2 separate regions of the Mus musculus genome follow, and region 2 is linked to region 1. The links are chromatin loops, found by intact Hi-C in ENCODE. Cell type or tissue: heart. All regions are shown on one strand. Each heading gives the region's core, and the rest is flanking DNA. Links, peaks and the distances in the headings are about the cores only.

Region 1 (12,419 bases), core at 2,757-10,756:
GAGACAGGGTATATCACTGTCCTAGAATTCACCAGTTAGGTTAAACTGGACAACTAGCAAGGGGTCTTGTCTCTGCCTCCCCAGAGGTGCAATTTTAAGTGCATACTACTAGGGCCACCATTTTTACAGGGCTTCTGGGGATCAAAATTAAGGTCTCACACATATGAGGCAGACACTTTACTGAGTTGACTCCTCAGGCCCCTCCCCATGTACTTTACTCCTCCCTGAGCCCTATCTTTGTTGCTATGAAGCTAGAATACCTTCACCTCTTCTTCTCAATGACATCACGACATCACCAAGTCCTCAGTCCGGGAAAAGTCAGTATTCACAGGGCTTCCCAAACCAGAGTGTTTCATGGTATCTACTTCAGGATTGCGTTTATAGCTGTCACCAACTGGCCAAGTTCTTAGTAGGACATTACCACTTATTATCAACATCATATGTTCTCCACAAGAGCTGATCTTCTGGGGCTCGGTTAATAGCTGCTCATAAGGACTTTCAAGCTACCCAGTCTCAGGTACTCTTGGTTGAGTACCTTCAGGAAGGCTACTGACAAGAACTACCATTACTATTATTGCGATTAGCACTATTAAGACTGGCTTCCCAGGAACGGCAGCTATATTTTAATCCTTATTACTTAAAATTACCCGTCTGGAATTTTTTTTTTTTTTTTGCCTTTAAATATTTTTTTCCATTTTTTATTAGGTATTTAGCTCATTTACATTTCCAATGCTATACCAAAAGTCCCCATACCCCCCCCCACTCCCCTACCCACCCACTTCCCCTTTTTGGCCCTGGCATTCCCCTGTACTGGGGCATATAAAGTTTGCAAGTCCAATGGGCCTCTCTTTGCAGTGATGGCCGACTAGGCCATCTTTTGATACATATGCAGCTAGAGACAAGAGCTCCGGGGTACTGCTTAGTTCATATTGTTGTTCCACCTATAGGGTTGCAGTTCCCTTTAGTTCCTTGGGTGCTTTCTCTAGTTCCTCCATTGGGAGCCCTGTGGTCCACTCAATAGCTGACTGTGAGCATCCACTTCTGTGTTTGCTAGGCCCTGGCATAGTCTCACAAGAGACAGCTATATCTGGAATTTTAAATGTAGAATTTTCATGTGTACCCCCTTTTCCACCTCTAGTGTTCCATTACTACCATAAATCCTAAGCATATATCCTTTTTCACTAAGATTCTTCACCTTCTCTACTCTCCGCATGTATCAGCCTCAAGTTGGCTTGGCTCTTCCTCCTAACTGAGTAGGAGTTCTGTGTGTCATTGCTTTGAACAATGACCCCACCGGCCTCCTCCATTCCTTGGTGTCACACCGTCCTTCTTGCCAGGTTCTTCATTACACTCTTCTTTCCTATTCTCACCCAGGTTCAGTTGACTACACTTGCTTTTTCACCTAACCAAAGCAGATCATGGAGAAAGCTATTTAACCATTCTGGTAACCTCTGTGTATATTTGTGATTTCAAATCCTGGAAGAATATTTATCAGGACTCAGTAATTAGGTCACTAGCCCTTGTTTAAATTCCTTCATCTCCACACAAGAACTCTTTTCTGGACTCAATTAGCCACAAAAACAAGAAATTCCAATACACTAGGCGTAAAGTGCTTCCCCAAGAATACTCCAACTCACATTTTTCTGTCTCATCAGATAACCTTGCTTTGTAGAGAAGAGACAGCACCCTGGATGCTCAGCTCTACCTCAACCCACTCCCTTATTTCCTTCTCTTTTGCAAACAGGAAGATGCATTGCTATTCTTCTGAGTAACCCTTTTTACCTTTTCTCCTGGGCCCACACCTTCCCTTTCTTTCATATTATTTTCAATCAATTAGCATCTATTACAGGATCTACCTTTCCCTCAATCCACACAAATACCTTGACATCACTCCTTAAAGAAACATACCTTTGGCCAACCGCACCTCCCAGTTAAGTTTCCATACACTGTCTCCTCTTCATTTCAAAATGAACTAATTCAGGGGGTGGGCTTTTAAAGATTAAATCAAATACTGGATGTACAGGCTACACATGGTGATATGCTATAAAAAAATATACTGTTCTTATGCTGTCTTTAGCAAGGTGAACATGAGGTTAGATCACTGACTTATTCTTTAAAAATGGATGGGTCTCAGCAATCAATGCTTTCTTCTCTGATCATGAGTCATGAAGTAGTTGGCAATCTAACATAATTTTTCTGAGAATCGGTGTCAAATGTTTCAATGTACAATTTCTCAGATTCACCTCTAATTCTTCAATTTTAAAATGTAAAATAGTCAATTCTTGCTGGGCATGATGGTGCACACTTTTTATTTCAGCATTCAAGGAAGGGGGATCACAAATTCCAGCCAGCCCGGGCTCAAAACAAGCAAAATGGCAATTCTTCAAGTTTCTGGCAAAAATCTACTCTTTATAGAGCAGTTTTAGGTTCACCTCAAAATCAAATAGAAAAAAGAAATCACACATAGCTGTCTCCACACATGCACAGCCTCTCTGGCTACAAACATCCCACAGCATAGGTACATTTGTTACTAACAAACTTATATTGACAGATCATTCTCGTCCCAAAGTCACAGCTTACATTAAGACCCACAGTTGTGCATACAACAGGTTTTGACAAATGTATGATATATATCCACCACTGTAGTATTGTACTGCCCTAAAAATCCTCTGTGTTCTCTGCCCATTTATTCTTCCCTTTCTCTAACTTCTGATCCTCTGCCTCCACAGAGTTTTGCTTTGCTTTTTCCAGAATATCTCAGACTTGGAATAACAAAGTACACAACTTTTTCAGACTAGCTTCTTTCATTGGGTAATATGAACTTAAGATTCCTCTGTCTTTTAAAGCTTGAGATACTTTTAAATACCACTTATTAAGGTGTAATTGGCATGACGCGTAACACACTGTACACCTTTAAAGTATATAATTTGTTCAGTGGAACCTGTCTACCACTCCCTGCAGTTTCCTAGTATGTCCTTGTTATCCCTCCCATCTATGCCTCCTTCCTTTACTCCATCTGCACTCAGCCCACCACTCATTTCTGCCACTATGGATAAGAACACATTTTCTAGATGGAACTACAAAGTACACAGTGGGTTATTTTTGTTGGACTGTGATTGTGTGTGTGTGTGTGTGTGTGTGTGTGTGTGTGTGTGTGTGTTGGGGGTGGCTAGCTTTCTACACATAACATAATTACATTGTATGATCTTATAGTCCATTCCTCAATTACCAATTAGTAGTCCACTATTGAAATGACTCTTTACTTTTCAAAGATCGGTAAAAACAGTTTTATAAGCATGACTAAGTGCATGAAACCCTAGTGCTCATCTCATTTGTCCATTTCTTTAAAATGGCTGGAAGCTCCCATTTCCTCACCACTGTGGGTTTCAATTTCAAAGACTAACGTTTGAATGAAACAATGGCTATCCTTTTGGAAAATAATTTTATTTCTTTCTTAACTAATCAAGACATCTGGTTTTAAGCATTACTATTTCATGTTATTAGGTACTTTTTTCCTTATTCTATTCTTTCCAGTGCTTAGACTTAGTAAGCATTCAAAAATTCCGAATGTATCATATCTCTCTCAATTATTATAAGCAAGGCCAGGGAAATTAAGAGGCACAAGGACAAGCACTGATGAGAAGCAACAGTGAAAAAGTAGTGCCAATGAGAACAGAGTTGCCTCACTGACTCCACGATCAGTTTACAGTTACCAATCTAATTGGGGACAGATATGCTGAAAATTTATTATAAAGTATTAGTTCTTTTCTGGTTCTTTATTATAAAGAATAGACCTCAGGATTACATATTTTCTGATACAAGTATTTTGTTATTGTTTTCAAACCCAGGGCCCTGTATATGCCAGACAGTACTCTACCACCATGCCATATTCTCAACCCCATTTTCTCATTTTTGAGACAGAGTCCCACTAATCTGTTAAATGTCCAGGCTGGTCTTGAACATGTGATCCTCCTGCTTCAGCCTCCCAAGTAGTTGGGACTACAGAGATGCTCCAGCAAGCCTTACAGATCAAAGTATATTGGCCTAATACTTTATATTGTGATATTTTAAAAATCTCCATTAAGAATGTGATAGTTTATTTCAAGTCATCTGTAATAAAACAAAAGAATTAAAATAATCTCTTTGTTGCTTATAGAACATCATTTCAAAAATTCAGGTCACTTACATTGTAATTTCACAAATGGCCAAGAAAAGCCACATTTGATAATATTTCTGGGACTTAAATTCTTTTTAACAGGCATCTAAAAATAATTTTAAAAAATCAGAGAAAGGTGTTCAAGTTGAATATAGCAGCAGACTATAAAAAATACTCTGGAATTCTGTACAGCTTTTTCTACAACTAAAACTAACAAACACATGGACTAAATCCAAGCAAATAAAACCAGAGCTACATTGGGAACATAAATGACTACGTTGGTTCAAAAGAACTAAAAACAGAGCCAGAGAAAGAAAGGGCTTAGTAAGAGAACTTTCCTAGCATGCTCAAGGCACTGGGTTTGAGTCCCAACACTGGGAGGAAAAAAAAGTAGTAAGCATGGAATGGAAATTGTCCACTTATGGGCAAAATGGTTAAGCTGGAATAGTCAAGAAACACAAAAATTCCTGTAATGCAAAGTCACTAATGTCTATTACGAATAATCTCCACTTGGGTGTTTAATTTTATCCCCTAAAACCTAACCTCCTTACCAAGCCTATTCTTCTCAGAAAGCTCTCAGTACCTCCCTATTCTAGTCTATCTTTCTTGCTAAAGACAAAATTGTTGCTGTCCTCTACATTTCTATACACAATGTATTAAAAAGTCAATAACCTCTCACCACAGCCACAAATTCCTAAATCATTTCTGGCCTCATTACTTGGTATCTCTGCTTCTGTTTCTGCTATCCCTTCCCCCAAATGGTGGTATATTTTCCAATTAGTCATAATATGGCTCCTTTGAAAATCAAGTTTGATTATATCAGCTTGTAATCAAAAAGAGGTCTCCTCTCCCTACAGAGGCTTATAAAGCCTTTCACAATCTGATCTCTCACCCTTTTAATCTGTTGGTACTCTACGACTCTTACTTAACTGGCTCCAACACGGCCAGACCCGCCTCTCAGCTCTCTTCTGACTCCAGTCTCCACACTATTGCCTCAGGGCTTTTGCAAGTGGCTTTCTCACTGCATATCCTTCCCTCAGAAAAGAGCATGGATCACCCCTTACTTCCTTCCGGTTATCAAATTTTTTTTCCAGAAGGCCTTTCCTAACTACCTCTAATCAAATTGCAGCCCGTTTCTGGCTCTGTCTTCTCCCTGCTTTTTCTCTAAGTCCTTTAACATCATCTGACAAGGACATATTCTTCTTACTTATTGTCTGAGGTTCTTCCAGAATATGTATGACCCAAGAAAGGGGGTATTTATCTGTTTATAAAACGTGTCTGGTCCACAATAGGTACTTAAACATCTTTACTAAATGCATATGCTCTATATGCAATTTATTGTCTGGGAAGTATTTTAATGGAAACTAAATAACAGAAACTCATCTCCCCCTTACGTCCTCTATCTTCCAAAGTCTCTCAATATCTGTATGTGTTAGTGTCAACGTGGATGACAGCAACGAGCAGCAGAAAAGTTACTTGCAATGCTCTGTAAATACAGATATCCCCTACCAATCAGCTACATAATAAAAGCTAAGAGCCAACATCTTTATTAGTATAAGGTTACTAGGTGTGGAAGTTAAAAGTAAAGGCAGACCAGCCAAATGCCTTTCAGGAAGAAAAAGCTCAAATTAATGTGCCATATCAACCTGTTAAACAAACCCTGGAGAAAATGCACAATGAATTTGATCCTTAAGGAAATACTGGCCAGAATTCAACACAAATGTGTGTTCTACACGAGTCAACACCTTAAAATTTTTTTCTCACACCATCAACTACCAAGCAAGAGCTGTGTCTGTCTGTCTCTGTCTCTGTCTCTGTCTCTGTCTCTGTCTCTCTCTCTCTCTCTCTCTCTCTCTCTCCATCAAGGATGTTTTGCTGTTTTGTTTATCCCTCTGAGGATTGGATGAGGACACTTTTCTTGACTCCCTGAGCTCCAACCCTCCATCATGAACCCTTGGCCTCCGGTGGCAGAGGAAATCTCCCTGGGTCACGTCCCTATTATATTAGCATCTCAGCCACCGCTCCAGAGGTGCGCGCGAACCACGAAGGGTTGTTTGCAGAGTCCCGCAGCAGGTGTCACGGGCAGGGAAGGGACAGCAAGGACTCCGAAGCACCAGGGTGGGGAATGACAGATGGACCCGCGGCGCGAAGTGAGACGCCCTGAACCTGTCAGCTCCCGCTGTCACCTGCTGGGAAGGACCGGGCAGGCTGAGGGTAGCGGCGGTCCGGGACAAGCGCTTCCCGAGGTGAAGCGCCCCCTGAGGACACCGTCCGCCGCACCAGCCGGCCGGTAAGTAAAGTTACTATGGGGTCCGCGCCGCCGCCACAGCCCTCGGGGCCCGGGTCCGCCTCAATCAGCAACTGTGCAGAGCTCAGAAGGCAAGCGAACCCCGGCCGGGCCGAGCTCCGGGCACCACCCCGTTCCCTTAGCGCGGCACGACCCCGCCCGGGCGGCCCGCCACCTTCCCGCCATGCCCCGCTGAGGTCGAGACCCTGACCCTCTAAAGGAGCCCGCTGCGGTCTTTACCTCCGCTCTGTGGTCCGCCGCGCGCTCTCGCCCGCCGGTGCAGGAGAATCCCGACTCACCAAGGCTGCCAGGCCAGCGTGAGCTCTCACCCCCGCCCCCTCAGGTAACCCGGGAAACCGGGAACACCACCCCCTTCCTCCCCCGCCCAGACCCAGACCCGCTCCTCTGCGCGTGCGCACCGTCCCCGCCTCGAGCGCCTAAAGTCCCGCCCCACCGGGAGGGCACGCTGGGGTCGCCGACGTGATGCGTGGAGAATCTCAGCCAATGAGAGGAAGAAGGCGGGACAAATGCAGCGAGGAGGGCCCTGTGCAGCTTCTCTGAACTCCACCCCTCCCGGCCGCATAAAGCTTCGTCCATCCCAGGCGATTCAGCCCCTAAAAGCGCAAGCCTAGTGTCTTCTTTCTACTGTAAACTCACGTTTACTGGGAAAATTACATCTTTGTTGAAGACTGTACAAAGTGACTGACTGTCTAGAACTTTACCATTACGGAGAGATGATGATCAGTAACCAAGATTATCTTGGACTATCTTTAGGTTCTTTAAAAAAACTGCTTATTACCAACCTTTGTAGCTGACCTAAGATCTTTGTGCCTGTTATGTAAAAAGTTTGGAATGTATTGTTAAACTTAGCCAACGACTGGCTTTTCAGCAGTGCTCAAAAGAAGAGTATCATCAGCTGGAGATTTTCCTGCTATGCTGTAGCCTACCTCCCCGATGTCCTTTCCGCTATATTTGGCAAATGTATTGATTTATGGTCTTTTGTTCTATGGCTATAAGACTGCGTGTAAACCTCTTTCACAGTAGAACATGTAATTCTGGGAAACCCGAATCTCTGTTACTAAGCACTATTCACTCAAAGTTGCCTCAGAATAAACTTTCTTTTGGTTTTTGTTTTGTTTTGTTTTGTTTTGTTTTTTCATGGACAGTATGTGCAATAAACTGTTGTCCTATTTTCTGTTGGAGGTCACAGGATTAAAAAAAAAAAAAAAAAACAAAACAAAAGACAAAAAACGGAAAGGTTCACCAAGATGGAAGCAGGGCTATCCTCAAGATAGCATTGGGGCCTGAACTTATATTTCTGTCAAACAGAAAGAGAGAAACTTGCAAAAATTCTGGGTCCAGGTATGATACCCTACCTAGCCCTGTTCAAATATGCTAGCATACAGTGGGCAATGTGACAAAGATCCTTGCTTAAAGCAAACTTTAGTCAGACTTTGAACCTTCTCCTTGGCCCATGTGCTATGTGTGCACATCTTTGTAAACTCTAGGTTTAGCAATCGCCAAGGCAGTTTAGCAAGAACCCACACATACACAATCACACCCTCCCTATCTACAAAATCTCTCAGTCCCCACCTTTGGTATCTATTCATGCTGGCCTGCCTTCAGCATGAATCTTGTGAGGTTGATGCTACCAACATTCACCTATGTTGGTATCAACCATGAGCTCCACGTTTCTTGACTATAAATCCCCAGGTATCCCTAGTGTGTTTAAATCAGAGGCCAACTATGTACCTGGGTTCTTTTTGTTATGCTAGTCCTGGATAAAATTTGTCTTTGCCATTTTAACTTGTGCCCAGCTTTGGTTTTCTCATGACTATTAATGTTATACACTTTAATATACCAACCTCTTCTGAGTGTGGGAACCACAAGTTAAACAAAAGGATATCTGATCCTCACTACAGTCCAACTAAACCTAAGACTGACAAAATGATGCTGCTGTAGGCATTTTGACAGCTTAGGGGCCACCCTTCCTCTTCTTCCAGCCACAACTGTGGCGGGCCTTTGAGATAACAGAGGCATGGGGGGGAAAGTCAAAGCTATTGATATATTTGGTATCATTTGGCAGTTTTCAAGGTCTTCCCAAATAATACAATTAATAATCAAATAGTCTACAGCTTGATCCTGTAGCAGAAGAGAGGGTGGAGAGATTTACAATCAGTGACAGAAAAAAACACTGGAACCCCCATGTTCACCACCAAAGAATACACATGACAGTCAGAACATGTCTGAGAAAAGCCCATAGCATACACATGTGAGGAAAGGCAGGAGCTGTGTGAAAGACCCATAAAGACTCACAACCACCGTGGCCCATGCTTTGAGCCTTTGATCTTTCTCCAGCTCTGACTTGAGCTTTTCTTCTTTAATAAGCTCCCTGTCTTTCTGCCACTGTCTTATGTGTCCCTGGTCCAATTCCTTGCTCTAAGACACAAAACCCTGGAAATTCCAGTGGGTAGCTTCCACACTCCATAATCTGTCTATAATAGTAGGGATCACTGTAGACCTAAGGTCTCCAGTCACTTTTTTTTGCATAGGAATTGAAATAAAAATAATTCAGGACATTATATTCAAAGGCTATTTACCAAGTGCAACTCTCAGTTTCTCAACTCCCTTATGGCCTGATGATAGAGTATGAAGTTACCCACTGATGTGGCTGAAGGGGTCTCTCTAGGAAAATTCCTCTCTTTAAAATAACTTTATCTGATTCTGGTATTAACCATTAACAGCTCATATCTTTAGGCAGAGGTTACCCACTTCCTCTGGCAGGCAGGCTCTCAAAATACCAGTACTCTAGGGATGGGCAGCATACAAAGTCTCTAAGAAACAAATGAAAGAAATGCCACAAAATGCACTCGTTTAACAAATATGTAAAGAGCATCTCTTAAGTACTAGGATCTGTGCCCAACTCAGTACCAGACACTTGAAACACTGCAAACACAGAGAGGGAAAGTAGTTACACCTTACTGGTCAGGTATTTACCCCAGACTGAATCTAGTCTTGTTCACTCAAAGTTCTCCTGCTAATCTAAAACAACAATAAACAAACAAACAAATCTTCTAATGAACAAAAAGTCACAGAAATATCAAGTAACAAACTGACAAACTGCTTTCTAGTTCCCTTGGAAGAGAGATTATAGATGAATGAGCAAGACTTCATTAAATGGAAAGAAAATGAAAGACATTACATAATGGTATACATTGTCCCTCAGAATATTTTTATTCATAAAATGCCAAAGTAATGGCATTTGTGACATTATCTGTCTTCATCATAAAGGATTTTAAACAAGATACTACAGTATTTATTTTGTTCAAGAACACTTAGAATTAAGACAAGTGTAGTAGTGAACACTGGCATTCTTAGCATTTCAGAGACTGAGGCAGAACAATTGCCACAAATTCAACACTAACCTTGACAACTTGAATTTGATTGTCAGAACTCACATGACAGAAGGAAAGAACCAAATTCTAAAAGTTGTCCTCTGATCTCCATATGTGTTTCATGGCTTGTGCACATGCATACACACACACATACCGAGCAGACAAATAAACATGTAAGTGCATGTAAAAACAAAACTAACATGGCATATTAGAAAATTAATACTCAGGTATAATCGTGCATGCCTAGCACTCAGGAAGTGGAGGCAGGAGGATCAGGAGTTCAAGGTCATCCTTGGCCACATAATGAGTTTGAGGCCCTTTCTCAAAACAACAAAACCAGAAATGAGTAAATATTAATAAGTTGTAGAACACTAAGTATACCTAAGCTTGAGACACTTAGCTTAAGAGATTTCAAATGGATATCAAGATAGTAATTGAGAACATACAAAAGTAAAAAACATCTATAGAAAAAATGAATAATAAAAAAGGAAACTGTACTTATGTTTATTTGCTCCCCTGGAGGAGTTTGATAGCGGTAAATTGACAATATAACTTGTCTCAGAATGAATGCTAAAATGAGACTATAACATTAAGACTTTAAAATAAATATTCTAATGTGCACATCTTCATATTTAATTGTTCCCTAAATACTTCAAATGTTTTAAGAGGTCACATGGCTCCTCATTTCACTTCAGCAAAAGCCAAAGTCCTTGCAATGACCTTCAGAGCTTAGTATCTGCCCGAACCTCACTTCCCTCTTCCTTCCTTCCTCTCAAACAGAGTGGCCTCTTCACTGTTAGGCATATACTTCCAGGCAAGTTCTTGCTTTTAAGATCTGGTACTGTCTGGCCCCTCCACACAAAGTGCTTTCTCTTTGGATAGCCACAATAATAATTCCCTTAGCTATAATCTAATTTTTATCTTCTAGTAAGATCTACCCTCAGTACCACCTTGAAAACTCAGCAACAACCGCTTCTGCCCTGGACCCTGTGCCTGAATTTCTTCCGTAAGACACTCTAAATAACTGCTTTGCTTTTTTTTTTTTAATATAGGTGATGTGCCACTTGGTTCCCTAGTCTTCAGAGCAGTTGAGAGGACAGACCTACACCACGATGCCCAGCTGCTTTGCTTATTTTTATCATCACTCTCGATTAGAATACAAGACCCACAAGAACATCACATTTTATGCTAGACAGTGTACCATGAGTGCAAGTCATGAAATGTAATTTGTAACTTTAAACATGTTTTTCATAGCACCTATCAATTGTAACATATTAAATGATTTGTTTATTTATTTTTTTTTTTGTCTTTCTTGGTATTGGTTCCAGAGCCTTGAACATGCTAAGCAAGTGTTCTAGCACCAAGATAGATGTCCAGCCCACATTTTACTGTTCTGTTTTAAAACAGTCTCATTATATTGCCCAGGCCTGGCTAGCATGTTTATTGTAATCATCTCTCCCACTTAAGACTACATGATCCAAGCTTTGCACCACATGATATATCACAAAGCCCTGAGTTCAAAATACCTCTGTCTTCTGTAGTCACTGGCACACATGCACACAGACACACACACACACACACACACACACACTATTACCAGGCACTCAGGATATCTGAATGAATGCTTTCATTAAGAAAATGTTGTAGGTAGCCATAGTGTCTCTTGCCTGTAATTTGAATACCAGAGAAGGTGAGGCAGAAGGATCACTGTAAATTCAAGACTAGCCTGGATTTCAGAGTAAGACCTTATCTCAGAAACAAAACAAAAAAGAAAACCTGCTTAAATTCCAAATAAGCATCCAAAGAGTATATTGATTATAATTCTGAGTTAAGTTTATATGCCTAGTGGATTTGTGAAGTGTGGCAGGATGCAATTTCTATAATAATATAATAGTCAAAATAATATATTTAGCTATATTTATACATCTAACTCAAGACCAAGTAATGGTTCCATAAAAAAAAAAATCAGGGAAGTTGGTCCACTTGATGAAGATTTGTCTCACAATGAGAAACCCACACTGTAGAACATGGTATATGAGTGAGTTGCACTGAAAAAGGGTGAGGACAGGAGTTGGGATACCCAGAACCTAGCATAAATACCAATGTGTGTGGACCCAATGTGTGTGCAATCCAGTGCTTGGAAGCCAGGCTTACCACATGTCTCGCTCTAGGTTCATCTGAGTGACCCTGACTCAGTAAAAAATTAAAGAAGACCCTGACTTGCACAACAACTGTTCACATATGTTCACCAGCACACATGTCAACACACACACACCTATACATCCAAAAACGTCAGAGACATATCAGACTGAGAAATTAGTTTAGCAGTAGAGTTTAGTGTGGATGAGGCCTTGGGCTTGATTCCCAGTATTTCAAAAGAGATAATAGTATAATAACTATTTTTTTTTACTATTTTAGACATATAGACTGAGTTTTGGATGCTTTACCTTAATAAATCTTTAAAATGTGGTTTTAAACAGATACCTTAAATTTTTATTGAAGTGTCTAATTCATAATTAATATCTTCATAACTATCATCTTCTCTTCTTCTTTACAAAAGCTATACTATCAAAGTTGATTT
Region 2 (12,419 bases), core at 2,258-10,257, 51 kb after region 1:
TAAAAGAAAAGCAGAGAGAGGGAGAGAGAGAATGAGAGAGAGAATGTAAACACAAATGGGGCCTCCTCTTGCATGGTATCCATGACACTCAGAGTGCATTCTTGTCTGAGAGATGTAATCCGAACCTATTTAGAAATGAACAGACTAATCCATGCTGAGGGGCATTCTGCAAGGGGCTCAGGGGCTTCGAACTTGTCCACATCACAAATTACACACATTCATGGAAAGAGGGAGAATTCTAGAATGGGGTCAGACCAGTCATCTTTCAAGGGCTCAGAAGTGGATAAGAGATGACCAAAGAGACATAATAACCAGAAAAGTGTACGCGAGGAAGACTGTGCGATAATTGGAGCGTTTGAGTGCAGGCTGTTTTGGATCCTGTTATTTTGTCTATGGTAATTGTGTGTTGGATGTTTCTGTCTCCCTAAATGAAGACTCTATTCCAGGGTTTTAAGAGGGAAAGGGATTTAGGTGAGGTCACGGGGTGGGGCCCTGTCCTTGCATGATCTCTCCTCCACCCCTCTTTTTGTATCTATTTATTTCTCTCCTATTTCTTCTCTTTTTTGTCTATGCTCTCTCTCTTCATCCCTTCCTCTCCTCTTACATGTGAGGATACAGGAAGACAGTGCCAAGAGCAAATCAGGACAAGGATCTTACCATGGCAATTAGCACCTTGGCCTTGGGTTTTCAACTTTGGGACTGTGGGAAAAAACCATAAGGTGTCTATGTCCATAGGCTGCAACATTGCAGTCAAATGCAAGCTGAGGGTTAGGCCCAGTGCTGCCTGCCAGACACTGCTTTGCTTTCAGTCAATTCTCTACACTCCAGGGCGTTTACAGTAAAAGCTGCGAAGGCTGTGGTTTATTTCTATGTGGTGCAATAAATTGCTGGTAAATGGTAAATAAATAAGAGGTGAGAGAGGGAGTGTGTGTGTGTGTGTGTGTGTGTGAGAGAGAGAGAGAGAGAAAGAGAGAGAGAGAGAGAATGCTTGAGCAAACAAAAGGCAATTTTAATAACAGGTGAATCTGGGGGAAGGTTATCCAGATATTTTTTGTAGCTTTTCTCCATCTTTAAAAAAATTTTTTTAAATCTAAGTATATGGGGCTGGAGTGGCTAGAGATGCAGTTCAATGGTAGAGCACTTACCTAGCATACACAAGGCCATAGGGTCAAACTCCCAACTGTCGCCTCCGATTCTGACCAGCAGAAAGGAATGACACACTATGTTCTTCTCAAAGCAGTTTATTCAGGAAGCTTTCAACATGCATGCAGGAATCTTTCTCCAGAAATCAATCTCTCTAGTAATCTTTCTAGTAATTCTCTTTCCGTCCCCAGTTGCAATCCCTTATATTACCCTTCAACCACGCCCCATCAGCTCAGTCCACGTAACAGCAGTCCATTGGCCAGAATCATTACTTGTCATATGGTCCGATCTTGCATCATGGTGCACCTGCGCAGTTCTCACGATGGTTGTGACTTATTTTCAGGTGTATAAGGAAGTCAGGTGCAAGTCATAAGACTTGGCTGCAGTCCCGGGCGCCATCTTGGGTCTGCTGCCTCACCCGCTCCTTACATCTCCCCCTTCTTTACTTATTGGCAGAGGGAATGTCTGTCTTAGGTTGCCCCCTGCAGCAATGCCCCATACCTGTCCTTGGGAGACAAACAGCATTGGTTTGATCCCTGTCTTAGGTTGGTGACACACCCAGGGAGTCTTACCTATCATTGACTACTTCTCTAGCATGCCAAGCCACACTTGAGGAGATTGTCCTGTTTCCACTGCCGCAAAAGCCTGTATCACCAAGGCTTGGGCTCTGCGCTGACGACTCTGCATGAGGCAGGTACACCAGAAGGCCAGGATGCTGATTAATATCAGACACAGGGCAAGTCCATCAATTCCGGCTCACTCTTTCAAGCTGGAGACAGCTGTCAGCAATCCAAAGCTTCTGCAACACCTGCGGATAAATTATTCACAGCCGAGGCAGTTTGTAAACAAAGTAGCTTGAACAGGCAAAGGTACAAAGCAAGGTATCCTAGTCACAACAGCCAAATGATATTCAGATGCATTCCAGCACATACTATAATAACAAATATCACTACTACAATTAACAACATTATTCTCATAACTACCATTATAAACAATAAACACAAAAGGAGGCCACATACAAACATGCGTAGCCTAAAAAGAAACATTCCTTCCTCCAGCAGATTGAAATACAGAAGTTTTAAACACATTAGAACCATTTAAATAAAAATTTGCATTGCCCCAGGCCCCTCCTACCACCATGCTTAAGGGGGAAAGATCAGTGCAACTAACATTCACCCCACATAACAACCATACATTAAAAGGATTACTAGCTCCTACTTGAGCTGGATTTTGATATGTCCAATTATACCCTGAAAAGGAACTATTATGGACTGTACCTATATAAGGGGGAAAGAAAAAATAATTCTTCACTGCCCAAGGTGGAAGGGAATCAGGAACACTCCTACAAAAAGGGGGGCCCATCTAGGTTGGGAGGGAATAGTGCCATTGCCCTTGGATATACTGACTGGCCACACCCCTCGAATCCAGGTAGCATTAGCTTTAATAGATACAGCTGAACACAATCACTCATCTGTGAAATATTTTGAATCATCTGAAAACACAACAATCCCTTTAGCTGAAGCTGCATAGATTCCTGCACTGGAGCTATATCTCCATCCCATGGTAAAAAAGGCAACTGCAGCGAAGCATTAGATGTAAAGAACCGAGGAAACACTTGGGCCGAATGCGTCAACTGGCATGGGTTTCGGGAACACAGACATAATTCCCCAACTCTTCAGTTCTCACTAGCGGAAGCATTCCCAGCCACAGGAACATCCACGTCCTCATCGTTCTGCTTGCCATGGCTTGCTCTGGTCAGCCGTTCTGGGACCCACAGGGGTTGCCGGTGATTCTGGGGAAACACACAAACAGACCCTCTCTCCTAAACCAACACTGGGTCAGGGCCCTTCCAACAACCAGTTATCCTTCCACATGACCATGCCTTTTGGAGAAATATCAGGATTATCGTGTCACTCAGCTGCACCATGCCCTTGTTTATCTTCATTCAAAATATTCAAAGTAAATAGGCAATGGCTAATCTCTCTCTTGGTGTGGACCCAGCAGGGGCAATCCCCCCCCCCTTTGTTTAATTAAACATTCTTTTAAAGTACGATGGGCTCGTTCAATAATGCCTTGGCCCTGAGGGTTGTATGGCAACCCATGCACCAGACGGATGCCCATCATCTGGCAAAAGGGAACAAAAGAGGCTGAAGTATAGGCTGGTCCATTATCAGTCTTTAGTTCTTTAGGCTGTCCCCAGGCACCCCAAGCCTCAAAACAATGTGCAATGACCTGGCGTGCCTTCTCGCCTGTCTGTAAGGAGGCAAAAATAATGCCAGAGGCTGTATCTATGGAGACATGAATATATTTTAACTTTCCAAACTCAAGAAAATGGGTAACATCTATTTGCCACAAATGTAGGGGGCTCAATCCCGGGGGTTAACCCCCACACTGACTTGAGGCAATAAAGGGGCACAGGTTTTGCATGCCTTCACAATCTCTCTCGCCCCTGCTCGAGAAATTTTAAATCGTGATGACAAAGTCTTTGAATTAACATGAAATTGTGCATGAAAATCACGTGCCAGAACAATAGATGAGGCCATTAAAAAGGCCATGCATTTTCTGGAAGCTTTATCAACTATATCATTCCCTTCTGCAAGGGGTCCTGGCAATCCAGTATGAGCACGAATATGTTGACTAAAAAAGGGTGAATGCCGATTCAAGATAATTCTTTGCAACTTAATAACTAATCCTCCAATGGTAGATCTCAAATTTATTTTGCCTACTATCTCCAAACACTGCAGCACATTTACAACATACTGGCTATCAGAAATCAAATTAAAGGGACCTGGAATTAATTCAAATACTTTAATCACAATTTGCAATTCAGTGACTTGTGGAGATGCAGGGGGAAACTGAATGGTAACTGGGGATGATCCTGTTATTAAATAGGCTCCTTGTCCTGTTTTAGAACCATCTGTAAAAACAAGAGGAGCATCTGGTAACGGATCTCTAGCAGTAATACGAGGAAAGATTACTGGATGTACTTTAACCAGCTGTAATATTGGATCCTTGGGGTAATGATTATCTCTGAGGCCTTGAAAACTACACCTCAAAATAGCCCAATTATCCTCCGTGGCTGTTAACACTTCAAATTGCTTAGCATTATGCGGTACTATTAGACTTTCAGGTGCAACTCCAAAAAACTGCATGCTTTACTGTATACCAATCAGAGCCAACTGAGCTACTGAGGCAGGATAATAAACAAGTGTCTTGGCTGGGGAGATTTTTGGGTGTGTCCATAACAGGGGAGCTCCCTGCCATAAAACCCCAGTGGGTTGCGACTCTGTTTACAGTACACACAAGATAAACTGTTTGGACTTGAAAGACCCACAACGTGAGGACTCCCCCACGTTCTGACTCAGGAGAGGCGACACCCCCAAATCACTCACGAGAAATGGTCTTGCTGCAAACTGCAAGAGGCCTTTTAGTTTAAGAGCGCTCTCGGGCCCACGGTCATACACCACGCAGGGGTAGAGGACCGTGGCACCCCAAGTAGCTGGGTAAGGGGTATTTAAAGGAAGAAACCACAACTCAAGGAAGTGGGGAGGGCGTTGTTGGAAAATACCAAAGATACCAGTTAAGAGTCCCAAGGAAGTGCAAAGTCACAAGAGTCACAAGAAATACCTGGTAATTGTTCGGGTTATCTCTCAAGACAGTTTCTAAGAGCCCCTAACAATAGCACATTCTTTGAATGAACACTCTTTGAACTCAGGAAACGGGTGGGTGGAGGAATGTCGCTATCTGTTTTATGATTAGCATACCTTGGAGCATTGAGTCACAGAGGTCACATTCCCAAGCCTGGGCCTAAAGGCCTAGAATTTTGCTTTTATATTTTTTCAGACTCATCTGGGTGTTTCAAGGCAGCACTCTGAACACACTGTTCTACTAACAACAAAGCCTTCCTGGCATCATTAGTAAGATATCTGGGAGAATTTAAATCTGTATTGCCTGGTAAGATATCATATAATGGTTGTAATTGTTTATTGGTCAAAGAGAGATAGGCTCGGACCCATTGAATATCTCCCAATAACTTTTGAAAATCATTCAGGGTGCATAATCCATCTTTGTGAAACTGAATCTTTTGAGGGGACACATATTTTGCTGTAATTTTTGTTCCTAAATAATTCACTACAACATCCTTTTGCACCTTTTCTGGGGCCACTACTACTCCAGCAGCTCCATTATCCGCTTCACCTGCTCAAATGAGACTCTCTGGCACTGGAGGAGCTAGCTTTACTGACCTCCCTGCGCATCCTGAAATACAGGAAAGCACTGGGCTCGCAGTTCCCTCCAGGTTTCTGGATGCAGACTATGCCCCATGCTCCGTCAGGGGCATATGGAGGCGGCCGCGGCAGCCCTGGCCCCGAAGGTTCTACCTTCATTTTCACTTTCTCTAGACTGTCGGCTATGCTCTCCAGATCGTCCTCAGACATATCCCCATCACTAGAACTTCCTTCTGCCTCTGACTTTTGGGATTGCTCCTCACTCACCTAATTCAGTGCCTCATTACCCTTTTTGAGTTCCGCTCCACATCTTTCCTTATCCTCGATACAATTCCGTACTAGCTTCCACACTGGCAGCACCCCTTTAGCGAGAACTCCCTGTTCTTCTGCAAACTTCAAGTCCTTCCCTAACTTCTCCCAACTGGGCCCTGTAAGATATCCTGATACGGAGAACCAAGGAGCGATCTGATCCACTGCTTTTAAAAAGTTCTCCAGGGTCTCCTTTTTCAGCCCGATTCCTTTCACTTTCAGCAAGTCCTTAAGGGCTTGGTGCACTGTTTGACCAGAGGTTGAATTTCCCATGGTGCTTGGTGCAACTTGTCCCAAAACCGGGAACCTTATAGTCTCAATCCGAGAACTTAAATTGTTCCACTTACCTGGGAACCTTACCAGCTAGCTGCCCTGACTGTGATGAGTTCTGAACGTCCCCGTACGGGCCACCATTTGTCACCTCCGATTCTGACCAGCATCAAGGAACAACACACTACGTTCTTCTCAAAGCAGTTTATTCAGGAAGCTTTCAACATGCATGCAGGAATCTTTCTCCAGAAATCAATCTCTCTAGTAATCTTTCTAGTAATTCTCTTTCTGCCCCCAATCGCAATCCCTTATATAACCCTTCAACCACGCCCCATCAGCTCAGTCCACGTAACAGCAGTCCATTGGCCAGAATCATCACTCGTCATATGGTCCGATCTTGCATCATGGTGCACCTGCGCAGTTCTCACGATGGTTGTGGCTTATTTTCAGGTGTATGAGGAAGTCAGGTGCAAGTCATAAGACTTGGCTGCAGTCCTGGGCGCCATCTTGGGACTGCTGCCACACCCGCTCCTCACACCCAACTACCACACTCCTATACAAAGTAAATGACTTTCTTTTTCAGTTGGGTGTGGTGGTTCTTGCCTGTAAGTATAGCACTGAGAAGGTAGAAGCAGGAGGAATTCAACGTCAGCCTCAGCTATATAGTCAGTCCAAGTACAACCTGAAACCCTGTCTCACCCTATCCCCAGCCCCCAAAAGAAGTATATGGGGGAGAGGCAGAGTAAAAGTGTAACAAAAATGATGACATTTTATATTAATTTGTGGCTTACAGTTTCACATTAATTTGATCCTTTTCAAAACCTCCATAGAGCTAGAGATGAGTGAATTGAGCCCTTTTTTATAGTCAGTGGAAAGACTTCTGCAGACCTAATCAAGGGCCAAGCTGTGAGCCAGTGGGCAGCAGAGTTCAGATTTGGATGTAGCTCCAGCCAACTCCAAGGCCAGGGCTCCTTGCTTGCCTGGCCTCCTGTTCATAATCCCTGTTTTACAGATACAGAAATGGAAGCTGAGAGATGTTAGCTGACTTTACAGAGACACACATCTACTCTGGTAAAGGCAGAATCCAGGCCTGGATTTGGGCTTCCTATCTACCCAAGCTGTGGGTGCAAAGTGCCTGGAAGGAACACTCTGAAACTGGCTCAGACTCTCTAAGCTTGGGGCTCTCACGATAAGGAGGCTGAGCCTTCAGCACAGGAAATTAGTCAGGCCTTTGGAAAAGAGCCAAGGACCAGCAGGAAGCTCGGTGTGGGCCTGAAAGGAGTGATATGCAGTAAAACAACAAGCTCAGTGATGTTGACAGAATCACTTGATGGTCTGATTAAGAGGCATGAGTTGTCACTCGTGATGGGCACTGAGAAAGCTGGTCTGGAGACATCAGCTGGACAGGCAGCCATGCGCATTTCTGAGCAGTCAGGGCTGCAGACTTACCAAGTAGGCTGTACTTGAAAGAAGAGGGGGTGGGGGCCGCGGGGAGGTAGCATCAGTTGGCACATGCTGACAACCTTCCAGATGCTGGCTGGAAACCAGCTACCTGCGCATTTCACCTGCTGCTCCAGCCTTTATTCAGTCTGGGCCTTTTGTCTGTTTAATTGAGTGTCTTGGAACAACTCTTGCTGTTTAGCAAAGCGAGACTTGAACTTGTGACTAGCCTCCTATTTCAATATCCGGAATGCTGGGATTGCAGGAGTCAGCATGCCTATAAGATCTCACACATTTCAGACTGACCTCAAACTTGTGAAGTAGACAAAGATGATTTTGAGCTTCTGATCCTCCAGCCATCACCTTCTGGATGTTGAGATTACAGACATGAACCACCAAACCAGGTGAAGTTGCAGGAGACAGAATCCAGGACTTTTGGTATACTAGGCAAGCATCCTACTAACAAACATTCAGGGGCTACATCTCCAGCCTCTGTTTCTCTTTTTCTTTTAATTCACATCTTAACCTTGCCAAGATCTAGGAAATACGATTTGCATATCCAAGAGCTTCCACATGTCCATCCAGTGCTGTTCACACTCTTCCAATGTGGGCTTGGGATGCCCTGAACCCTGAGGTGGTTACCACAGTCTGGGGGGAAATAGAGAGTTCTGTTCTGGAGATGCCTGCCTGGGACATCACTGGGGGGGCTGTTTCCTTAAGCCAAAGACACTGCATTGGTGCTGCATCACATGCCGGTGCCATAGCTTATGACTCCATATCAGAGGCTGCTGCTGGCAGAAAGGAAATGACATCACTCCCAGACCTCAGAGGACACGCTAAGGTGGTGTACTTGAACTGTTCCATTTCAAGTGGTCACATGATTTTTCAAACACAGGGAAACTTACAGGTCCATATATAACATACCTCCTATCCTCTCTTTCATCCCTCCTCCCTTCTCTCCACTGAACCCTTCCTGACAGCATGAACCATTTTAAAAGGTACCATTCTGTGTTATTTAATGCCTTCTGTGTTATACACACACAGTACACACATATATACACTATGCACCTTAGACAAATACTACCCACATACTATATACTACACATACATATGCTGCACAGACCTATGTACACTTAGGCACACATATCTGTCACACATAACTACAGAGTGTACATACATGTACCCTATGACCACTGTACACACTACCCACACTGTCTTAGTTAGGGTTACTATTGCTGCAATGAAACACCATGACCAAAACCAAGTTGTGGATGAAAGGTTTGATTCTGCTTACACTTTCATGTTCCTGTTTATCATGGAAACAAGTCAGAAGAGAAACATGGCAGAAGTCTGGAGGCAGGAGCTGGTGCACAGGCCATGGAGGAGTGCTGCTTGCCAGCTTGCTTCCCCCAGCCTGCTCAGCCTGCTTTCTTATAGAACCCAGGACCACCAGCCCAGGGATGGCACAATGAGATGGGCCCTCCCAGGCCTGCATGCTGGCCCAGAAAAGACATTGAAAATATCTTTGGTTTTTTTTTCCTCTTCAATCGCCAATTAAGAAAATACCTCCCAGTTGGATCTTAAAGAGGCATTTTCTCAACTAAGATTCCCTCCTTTCAGATAACTCTAGTTTGTGTCTCAGCATTTGACCAGCCAGCACACACACTAACTGCACATAAACACACTCACACGCATGTGCACAAACTTATGCATTCACACACACACACACACACACACACACACACACACACACACACACACAAAGTGTACCCACAGTCTGTGTGGTGTTGGCTTTGTTTTGTTTCTTTAAATGATATAGAGGTCCTTATGCCTTGCTGATGCAGAATGGTGTGGTAGAGATAAAAAAACTAGAGAGCACATCCTTAAAGTGATAGGCACAAAGTCACCCCATCACATGTATACATACCACATATACACATTCAATTTACATGTTGGAGTGGCTGGTTTTGTGTGTCAACTTGACACAAGCTAGAGTCATCAAAGAGAAAGAAATGTCTCCGTTAGATCTGAGTGTAAGGCATTTTCACAATAAGTGATCAATGAAGAAGGTGGTGCCATCCCTGGGCTGGAGGTCCTAGGTTCTATAAGCCAGGATTGCTTACAATCCATGTGAAGCAAGCCAGTAAGCAAGACCCTATCATGGCCTCTGCATCAACCTCTGCCACCAGGGTCCTGCCCTATTTGAGTTCCTGTCCTGACTTCCTTCAGTAATAAACAGCAATATGGAAATGTAAGCCAAATAAACCCTTTTCTCCCCAGTTTGCTTTTTAGTTATAGTGTTTCATATGTATACTAAGACACATACACTATATAAAAAACTATACACAAATACCATATATACTACACACACACACATGCCACAGACCCTCTGGGTCCCTGTGTCTGCGTGGAACGGGTTCTCTCGAGCAGGTGGGGAAAGCGTAGGAATTGACAAACAGATGCACACAGGAGAGGTGTTGAATCTGAATGTAATGTCTGGCCGAGCATTAGACTATTATATAATACAACGAATTATCAGGAGCTACAAATCACAATAAGACAAGTTACACTGAAATTTACCAGATACAAGCAGAAAGGAATTTTCAGGAACTAGATAAATGTTTACAATAAAGATTACCAGCCCTGCCTAGGATCAACCTAATGCCAGGCAAGAGTTTCACACTTTAGTGTTAAAAGCACCAGGGGGTTTTAACTCTTGACAGGCCTCAAGAATAATGTAGTGTCACGGACCCCTAAATTCCTAGGCCTTGCAAAATCTTATCTTGTCTGGAGAATTCCCCATTTATCAGGATAGTATATCAACTTGCTCTTGGCATGGAATGTAGCCTGTAGTAAAGATTTCTATCTCAGTGAGATTCCCAGGCTCTTTCTGCAGACAACTGAGCTAATGGCTCTGTTTTATTGCAATGCTTAATTAGTTACTGAATAGGTTAAACTCCTTGCTGTAATCTGGGATCTTGGAACACTGGGAAAGGCTTTAGCTATGTCAGAATTCAATCTTAAAAGGCACTTATTATAGGGTAATGCTTAATAGAGGGCACGTGGATCCATACACTAGACTAACGCGGGAGTGGGAAATTAATTTTATGGGTTTGGGGGATGGCCAGACTCCAGGAGGGAGTTTCCTTGAAACTCTTTTCCTCATGAGAAAGCTTCCAAACTTTCTCCTGTCAAGCTGACTCGACTGGAGAGCGTGGCACTACACACACACACACACACACACACACACATGGGTAATGGGCAGAAAGTTGTCCACTTCTCTTAGCTCAAACTGTAGCAACTAGTCTGTGTTGTGAGCCTTATCTAATTTGATAAGACTATTAAGAAAAAGCCTTTATAGTGGAGATTTTTAAAGTCCCCATTAAATGGGTACAGACACTAAGATTCTGTGAGGTTCACTTACTTTCTTAAGGTCTTAAAACCAAGGCTACTAGATATTAAGAGTTGATTCCTGTCACTCTTGGAGTCCTACCTTCCTATCCAAAATGTGTAGACAGGATCTTTACAGAGGCAATCAAAATGAGGTCACTAGGGAGGGCCCTTTTCTAATATGTTAATGTCCTTATAAAAGGGGGACATTTGGCTCAAAGGCAGGCACACGAGGAGAATGCATGTGGAGATGAAGGCAGGGAGAGTTGCCTCAGTGATGTCACTGCAGCCATGGAACACCATGCATGAGGCTCTAGTGTCATAAAGTGACAAGCATTCTTGTTACAAACAAATTCATCCCACAAGTACATTCACACATGTGCATGCCATGTTTATGTGTGCACATCAAGGCCAGAGACAAGCCAGGGGTACCCTTCCTAAGGAACAATTTACCTTATTTTGAGAAAGGAACTCTCACTGGCATGGAACTTGCCAAGTAATCTAGGCTGGCTGGTCGATGAGCCCTGAAGACCTGCCTGTCTGGAGCTGGGATTGCAAGAGTGTGTCACCCGCCAGGCCTTGCCTTTTTTCCATGGGTTGAACTCAGGTCTTTATGCTTGTACGGCACTTTACCAACTGAGCCATCACCCTAGGTCCCAGGCTTGAACGCTCAGTCTCCCTCTGCTAGTGCTGTCTAGGTGGCTGTGGGACCTTTGAGGGGACAGAATGCCACTGGGGAGAGAAACCACTAGAGGTGAGCTTTGGAAAGCTATACCAGTACCCTGGATCCTACTGGTCTTCCATGATGTAAATGGCATCTGTCTTATGCTTCAGCCATCTTGATCTGCATCCTTTGTCTTGCTTTCCCTACCAGGATGGACTTGTCCCTCTGAAACCAAGAGTCAAATTAAATATCTCTCTTGTTTTATCCAGGTATTATGGTCACAGGGATGCAAAAAAATAACTGTTTATATATTCAGACTCACACACACACACACAGACACACACACACACTTAGCTGGCAAGAGTGTTCATTTGTGTGACATCCAGGAACATTGAAATGTACATTTCTAAGTAAAGAATACTGGTATCAGAAGCCAAGAATGTGGCAGTAAAATGACCTTGTATGCTGAAACCCTAATGTTCAAATGATTAGTTAATTGGTTGCACTACTGGGGATCAATCTCAGGGCTTTGAGCATATACTGACAGGTGTTTGTTTTGTTTTGTTTTGTTTTGTTACTAAATTTTCATTAAATTTCCTCAATCATTGATTCTGTTTCTAAAATACTGAATAGCATCTGTGGGTAGAAATGGGGTCAATGGGTGCTCCCAGCCGAGTGACTGCTTCTTCCAGGGCCAGTTCTTCCCTCCTTTCCCCACCTCACAGAGGGTGGGAGAGTCTGGGTGGCTTTGAAATCTCAACCACAGAGAGGTGTCCCACCCTTTGTCCCAGAGAAACTCCGGCTTGTCTTGTTATTGTTGCCACATGATACCTGGTGCCATCTGATAAGGATCTGTTTCAAAAGGAGCTCCTAATTCCTGCCAAAGTGAACAAGCTGGGCACAGCTAAGGACTGAGTAAGGAGTCATGAAGTGAAAGTCACAGAAAGGAACTCTGCAGCCACCAAGGATGGGATCAC

The links. Peaks named below come from ENCODE experiments on the same cell type or tissue, not always from the same donor. Only the 100,000 strongest peaks of a DNase experiment are listed, where the experiment ranks them.
Region 2: it touches region 1 in a loop (1.8-fold over the local background); 7 of 42 quality-filtered maps call a loop at or near these places.

Annotation. Positions count from the first base shown.
Region 1 is chr13:13,584,761-13,597,179 of GRCm38, reverse strand. Lyst (lysosomal trafficking regulator) reads right to left here and starts at 6,771. Exons shown (of 53, transcript NM_010748.2): 1 at 6,684-6,771. Gm30836 (a long non-coding RNA gene) reads left to right here and starts at 5,979. Exons shown (of 2, transcript XR_382086.4): 1 at 5,979-6,446; 2 at 10,891-11,134. In heart, for the core only: a CTCF peak has its summit at 6,433; a DNase peak (open chromatin) is centred at 6,909; H3K4me3 peaks cover 1,664 bases; H3K27ac peaks cover 1,495 bases.
Region 2 is chr13:13,533,575-13,545,993 of GRCm38, reverse strand. No RefSeq gene overlaps it. Among named protein-coding and RNA genes, the nearest start is that of Lyst, 51 kb to the left of the region's middle. In heart, for the core only: no CTCF peak of the experiment used is centred there; a DNase peak (open chromatin) is centred at 7,163; H3K27ac peaks cover 1,515 bases.